Linked DNA regions of Homo sapiens: region 2 is linked to region 1. A link is a contact called in ENCODE Hi-C or POLR2A ChIA-PET data. All regions are on one chromosome and are shown on one strand. Each heading gives the region's core, a stretch centred on a gene start or an enhancer-like site at or near the end of the contact. The rest is flanking DNA. Distances are from core to core; before and after follow the strand shown.

What was found. A loop is a pair of places that touch in the nucleus more often than their neighbours do. ChIA-PET counts read pairs that join two places held with the same protein, here RNA polymerase II (POLR2A). Pooled maps may share reads with other maps.
Region 2: a loop to region 1 is called in a map of heart right ventricle, with 2.1 times the contacts of the local background. The contact joins two enhancer-like sites. A Hi-C loop is called at or near these places in 8 of 168 maps with a recorded cell type or tissue (PC-9, endothelial cell of hepatic sinusoid, head of caudate nucleus and 5 more), 4 of 37 single-sample maps with no recorded cell type and 9 of 50 pooled maps. POLR2A ChIA-PET finds 5 or more read pairs at or near these places in 9 of 52 experiments (BJ, H1, HEK293T and 5 more).

Annotation. Positions count from the first base shown.
Region 1 is chr9:136,563,511-136,566,374 of GRCh38, forward strand. No RefSeq gene overlaps it. Among named protein-coding and RNA genes, the nearest start is that of NALT1, 17 kb to the left of the region's middle. RefSeq lists enhancers at 104-964, 965-1,826. Within about 2 kb of position 1,286, at least 23 of the 41 ENCODE cell types and tissues checked have a DNase peak (open chromatin) inside an H3K27ac peak, as active enhancers do.
Region 2 is chr9:136,629,540-136,632,859 of GRCh38, forward strand. No RefSeq gene overlaps it. Among named protein-coding and RNA genes, the nearest start is that of LINC01451, 14 kb to the left of the region's middle. RefSeq lists enhancers at 164-695, 926-1,045, 1,228-1,759, 1,760-2,291. Within about 2 kb of position 2,037, at least 4 of the 41 ENCODE cell types and tissues checked have a DNase peak (open chromatin) inside an H3K27ac peak, as active enhancers do.

The sequences.
Region 1 (2,864 bases), core at 36-2,535:
CAGCTGGGGCAGGCTGGCCGCACAGCACATTGAGGAGAGGCTGTTGGCTCTATCGGGAAATGGCGACCCGATGTCCTCCCACATGCTGAGCTGCACCCACCCTGCCAGCAGGTGCTTCGGGAGACTCAGAGGTTCCTGGTGGGGTCAGAGGCACCTAGGACCCCAGGGCCAGGCCCTCGTTTCTGTTTACTCCTGGAAGAAGAGAGTTCTTGTCCTCCCTGGCAGGAGCTGGGCTTCAACAAGTCCCCTGAGGGCCCCTGGACCCTGGCAGTCCCTGCGCTGAGCCAGGAGCCGCTGCGGACCAACCAGACCAGGGTCTGACACCTGCCGGGCTGAGTCTGGTTTCTGTTTCTCAGGTCACAGAGGGGTTTGGTGGCTGGCGTGGGGGCCATGGAGCTGGGTTCTCAGGCGACTCTGCTGCGTCCACACTGTTCCCTCAGTCAGCTCCATGTTCTCACCTGTACAGTGGGGCTATGGTGAGACACGCAGCGGGTGGCTGATCAGGTGCGCTCAGCATGAGGCCAGCAGGCAAGACCCCTGCCCAGAAAGCTGTGGGGCCACCTGCCCACCCGACAGGGCCTGGACCATGCCCTCCATGCGAGAGCGAACTGCCCAAAGCAGCTGCCCCGGGACAAATCTCCCCCTCCCTGGCCCCGTCATACCCCAGGCCCTGGGATTTCCAGAGGCCCACGGGCTTGTGGCTCAGAGCTTGGGAAGTGCTCAAGGGGAGGGGCCCAGGACTAGGCAGAAGGGCAGGATTGGGGACAGGGCCGTGGGACTCCTATAGTGACCGCAGGGAGGAGCAGCCCAGGTCACAGCAGAAGGGGCTGAGGAGGGGGGTTGTTGCACGCTGAGGGTGGGTGTGAACCTGACCAGGAGGCAGCTGCCAGCCTCACCTGGGAGGGGCGCCCTGCAGCCACGCCTGGCAGGAGGTCCCTGGAGCCTGCCCGCAGCCTCCTGCCTTGCCCCAGAGGCTGCATTGTCTCCCGCTGGAGAGGCAGGGAGGGCTTCCAGGAAGGGGCACAGCGGGCAGCACCCCAGGCCTGGAGCTAATGCGCTGGCTGCATGAAGGAGCCGGCCCCGACCAGCCCAGCTGCCTGCAGGCCGGGACCTGGGGGCCGAGGCCCAAAATGGAATCTGACAGCTAAGCCCAGCTCAACCAGGTCAGGGCCCACCTCTGGGGTGCAGTAAACAGGAAAGTCCACAGGGGACCAGAGGCTGCCACGAGAAAGGAAAGGGCTGGGCCAGAGGGTTTCACAAGATGTTTCAGATCAGCAGGAAATGGTGACTTCTCACTGTCTGACTCCACTGGCCTTATTGAGCCAGCACTGCGGCCAGCAACCGCGCTGGGTGTGTCTGTGAATTTCAAGGGAGCCCACACGTGGGCGGCAGTCGCCCCGCTGGACTCCCAAGAGGAAGCCCCAGCTCCCAGCCTCACCTCTCACCCCGTCCTAGTGAGGCCCTTCTGCGTGTGCGGTGATTCTGGACCTGCCCAGGCTCCCGGCTGGAGCTGGGCATGAGAAACTGAGGCCCAGCAGGGTCTGGGCTGACCCAAGGGTCCCCGCCTCCCATTGATGGGGCCCCACAAAGAAGCCCCAGGTGTCTCGGCAGGTCCCTGGCCCTTCTGAATCATTCCCCAAAATGTAAAGCTGGCTTTGTGCATCTTCTAGCGTGAGAACTGTTTGAAATTGGGTGGGCCAGGCAGTGTGAGGCCCCGCAAGCGCAGTCCTGGGTTGGGTCAGCCATGCAGCGTGAGGCCCTGCAAGCGGAGTCCTGGGTGGACAGAGCACCGCACTCCCGGCATCTGTGCACGGCCATGCAGGCCCAGCTCCTTTCCGGAGAAGGTCCCGGCTCTGTAGAGGGGTCCTCGCTCTGTTCCAGATGGAGTCCAGATTCCTTCTGACGACCGTGTGTCCTAAGAGGCATAAAATGCTCGCATTTTTGACCTAGTGATTCTCCTTCTGGGAGTTTATCCCGAGGAAATAGCACGAAGCCAGAAAACCTTCCGTGGGAGACGCCCCCGCCCGCGTTATTTATAACCGGGAGAAGCTGGAGCCGGCCCAGATGCAGGGGAGGCCCGGCTGGGAAAACCATCCCGTCTGTCTAATTGAATGATGTGCAGTTGTTAAAAGCAATGCCTGTGGAAAGTTCTAACAACGTGGGAAACACTCATTATGGGATGGGAGGTAGAGACGTGGATGTGTCGGCCGCCAAGGACTCTCAGCCGGCAAAGCAGACCAGGGCTGTGAATTCGAGACCTGCGCGTGTGGGAGGGAGGAGGTGCCCCATGGCCACCCCGGCCGTCCTGCAGGGGAAGAGGTGGTATGGGTTCTGCCAGGTTCCGCCCCGGTCCTGGCCACATGGTGATCTATGGGGGACCCTCTTACCAAAATGAATATGATTTATGGGACTCTATCTTCACCCCAACTCAGAGACTTTCCCCATGAGGCCGCAGGGGTCAGGATTCCAAGGTCTGTCTCTGAGTTTCTGAGTGGGCGGGGTGAGTAGGTGGCAGGGGAGGAGCCAGTTCCCACTGGGGCCAGCAGACCCCCTCCCTAATGGGCAGAGAGTCCCCTTGGGGCCTGCTCCAGCTGTCCTGGGAATGGTTTCCAGGCCCCAGGCCTTTGGGATGCAGCAATGACACCGGCTGTGGGGGTCGCAGCCCCAAAGGGGAGGGAAGAGTCAGTGGCTCCTGGGGAGTCCCGCAGATGCTCCCTCCACATTCCCCGAACCTCCGTCCCTCTCCAATCTATGTGGCTCACCCTTCCCACCCGCTCGGCTGCTGCGAGCCCGCGAGGCCCTTGAGGCCAGGCACAGGGCTGGACGTGGCAGGTGCCCATGAACAAGGAGGGATGAAGACTGAG
Region 2 (3,320 bases), core at 787-3,286, 67 kb after region 1:
TGGGCCCTGTGCCCACCACTCTGCACTTTGGTTTCCTGGTGGCATCAGGACCCATCACTCTGGGCCAGCCGAGGGCTATCCAGCTAGGACACCCAGGCCTGGTGGCTGCCCAAGGCCCCTGAGCCTGGGCCCGGTCAGGGCTTCCCAGCCCCTTCTCCCTTCTTGGCAAACAAAGGCCCTGCCAGCCATATGCTGCGACTCTGATTTGTTGGGCGGGGGACCTGGGGCATTGGGCACACCTCACCCCACCCACCCTGGCACAGCACAAATGCTTCTTAGCCTGCACAGTTCCTCTCTGCACCCCATAACCTCTCAAACTAAGCTGCTCCCCACAGCTGGGTCACCATCACCCCAGCTGCCCAACCGAGGCGTGTCACAGTGAAGGCCCCAGCCCTGCCTGTTGCAGGGGGGAGGGGAGGGGGGCGACGACACCACCCTGTCCCCAGCTCCACTCCCTCAGGCACCGTCTCCTCCTCACAGCCCCCACTGGTCTCCTTACTGCGGTGCCCAAGACCCATCCTGGACTGGGGTCTGGTGCTGGGAATCTCACACTGGACCCCCAACCTGGCTCCCATGGGCCTGTCCTGCCCAGCCCCAGGCTGCCCCTCAGCAGCTCTCACCCCCTAGACCCCAGACTCCTGTCTCCCCTTCCCCACTCCTCCCAGGCTGGGCTGGGTCCCGCTGTGCCCATGTCTGCCCGCATATCTGTAGGACCACTCGCTGCCTCACCCCTGCACCCCCACCTGCCGGCCACAGCCACTCCCAGCCTGCACCTGCCAGGGCTTCACAAATGACCAAGGGGAAATGAAAACACAACTCTTCTGAGTTCAGCTGTCCAAGGCAGAGGCTGGGCAGTGCCCCCTGCCCACCAGCTCCTGGAGCTGAGCCAGGGGCTCTGGGAGTGGGGGAAGGAGTCAAAGACCCCCGAGCAGAGGAGAGACTGGAGAGGGACTGGTTGGGGTGAATCGGCCTCCAGCGTCTTCCAGCAAAGCGTCTCCTCCCACCCACGCTGGCCTGCGACCATTCCCCAGACACCTGGCGCCACCCACCGGGCCAAGTGGAGGCTGCGTGTGGGAGGGCTGTAGCCCTCAATGCCCTGGGGTGCTCAGATGAGGAGGGGGCTGAGAAGGGGAGGGGCCCTAGATGGGGAGGAACAGAGAAGCCCTGTTAGACGCATGCCTTGAAGAAACTTGGTTTACACACACACACATGCTTCCATGTGCATGCACACACTGGCAGACACACGTACATACACACGCACACATGCTCACACAGATGCCCATGCTTGCACACACCCATCCACGCTCACTAATACACATGCACGCATGCTCACAAACTGATGCCCGCATGCTCACGCACAAGCACACGTGCTCACACACACATACGCATGCATGCTCACACACATATACACGTACATGCATGCTCACACGTGCACACATACACACGCACCCATACTCACACACATACATACATGCCTGCACACACACACGCATGCTCACACAGACTACCGCATGCTCGCACACGCACACATGCACACATGCTCACATACATACACGCATGCATGCTCACACATATACACACGCATGCATGCTCACACACATGCTCGCACACATACATACACACATGCTTACACACACACGCACGCATGCTCACAGACTCCCGCATGCTCACACACGTGCTAACACACGCACGTGCTCACACATACACATGCACAAATGATCACACACACACCTGCATGCATGATCACACATGCACACATATGCACCCATGCTTGCACACATGCTGACACACATACGCACGCAGGCATGGTCACACGCATACACACGCACACATGCTCTCTCACACACACACATACATGCACACACATACATGCTCACACACACGCACACATACACACACACCCATGCTCGCACACACACACGCATGCTCACACACGCACACACGCACCCATGCTCACACACACACCACACAAGCATGCTCCCACACATACACACATACATGCTCTCACACACTCTATCACACATACGACTGTTCCTGGGGCTGTGCTGCCCTCCTGTGGCTGCTGACAACTCCATGTCCAGCCCACTCAGCTGCCGGATCCCCAGGAGGGCCACCATGGATGTCTGGGGCCGAGGAGGCACACAGCCACCCGGGGCCAGGGAGCACCGAGGCCTGGGTAAGGGCAGAAGCCGCCAAGCCCCCGGTTTGCTCCACCCCTCAGTCCCCATCACAGTCTGGGCCAGGACTCAGAGCCCTGGGTTCCCCAACGAACCTGCCCCTCCAGGGAACCCAGGACCCCTTAGGACAGAGCTCCAGACCCCATCAAGGACTAAAGGAAGAAAATTAAGCACAAACAAGGTAGAAGAAATAATGAAAACACGAGTGGACAGAAATGAAGTAAAAAGTGGACAAACAACAGAGAAAATCAAGGAAAGCAAGAGTGAGTGATTCGGAAAGATCCACAGAACCCACAGATTTCCAGCTGGACGAATCAAAGGAAACAAAAAGAAGAAACCACAAATCAGCACTGTCAGAAAGGAGAGGAGGCGCCATCTCACCTCCCACAGACACCGAGAGAGTGAGTGTCAGGAAGGAGAGGAGGTGTTGTCTCACCTCCCACAGACACTGACAGAGTGAACGTGTCAGGAAGGAGAGGAGGCGCCGTCTCACCTCCCACAGACAGCAAGAGAGTGAACGTGTCAGGAAGGAGAGGAGGCGCCATCTCACCTCCCACAGACACCGACAGAGTGAGTGTCAGGAAGGAGAGGAGGTGTTGTCTCACCTCCCACAGACACTGACAGAGTGAACGTGTCAGGAAGGAGAGGAGGCGCCATCTCACCTCCCACAGACAGCAAGAGAGTGAACGTGTCAGGAAGGAGAGGAGGCACCATCTCACCTCCCACAGACACCGACAGAGTGAACGTGTCAGGAAGGAGAGGAGGCGCCGTCTCACCTCCCACAGACACCGAGAGAGTGAACGTTTAGGAACGAGAGAAGGCGCCATCTCACCTCCCACAGACAGCGAGAGAGTGAACGTGTCAGGAAGGAGAGGAGGTGTCGTCTCACCTCCCACAGACGCCGACAGAGTGAAAGTGTCAGGAAGGAGAGGAGGCGCCGTCTCACCTCCCACAGACGCCGACAGAGTGAAAGTGTCAGGAAGGAGAGGAGGCGCCGTCTCACCTCCCACAGACACCGAGAGAGTGAACGTGTCAGGAAGGAGAGGAGGCGCCATCTCACCTCCCACAGACACCGAGAGAGTGAACGTGTCAGGAAGGAGAGGAGGTGTCGTCTCAACTCCCACAGACACCGAGAGAGTGAAC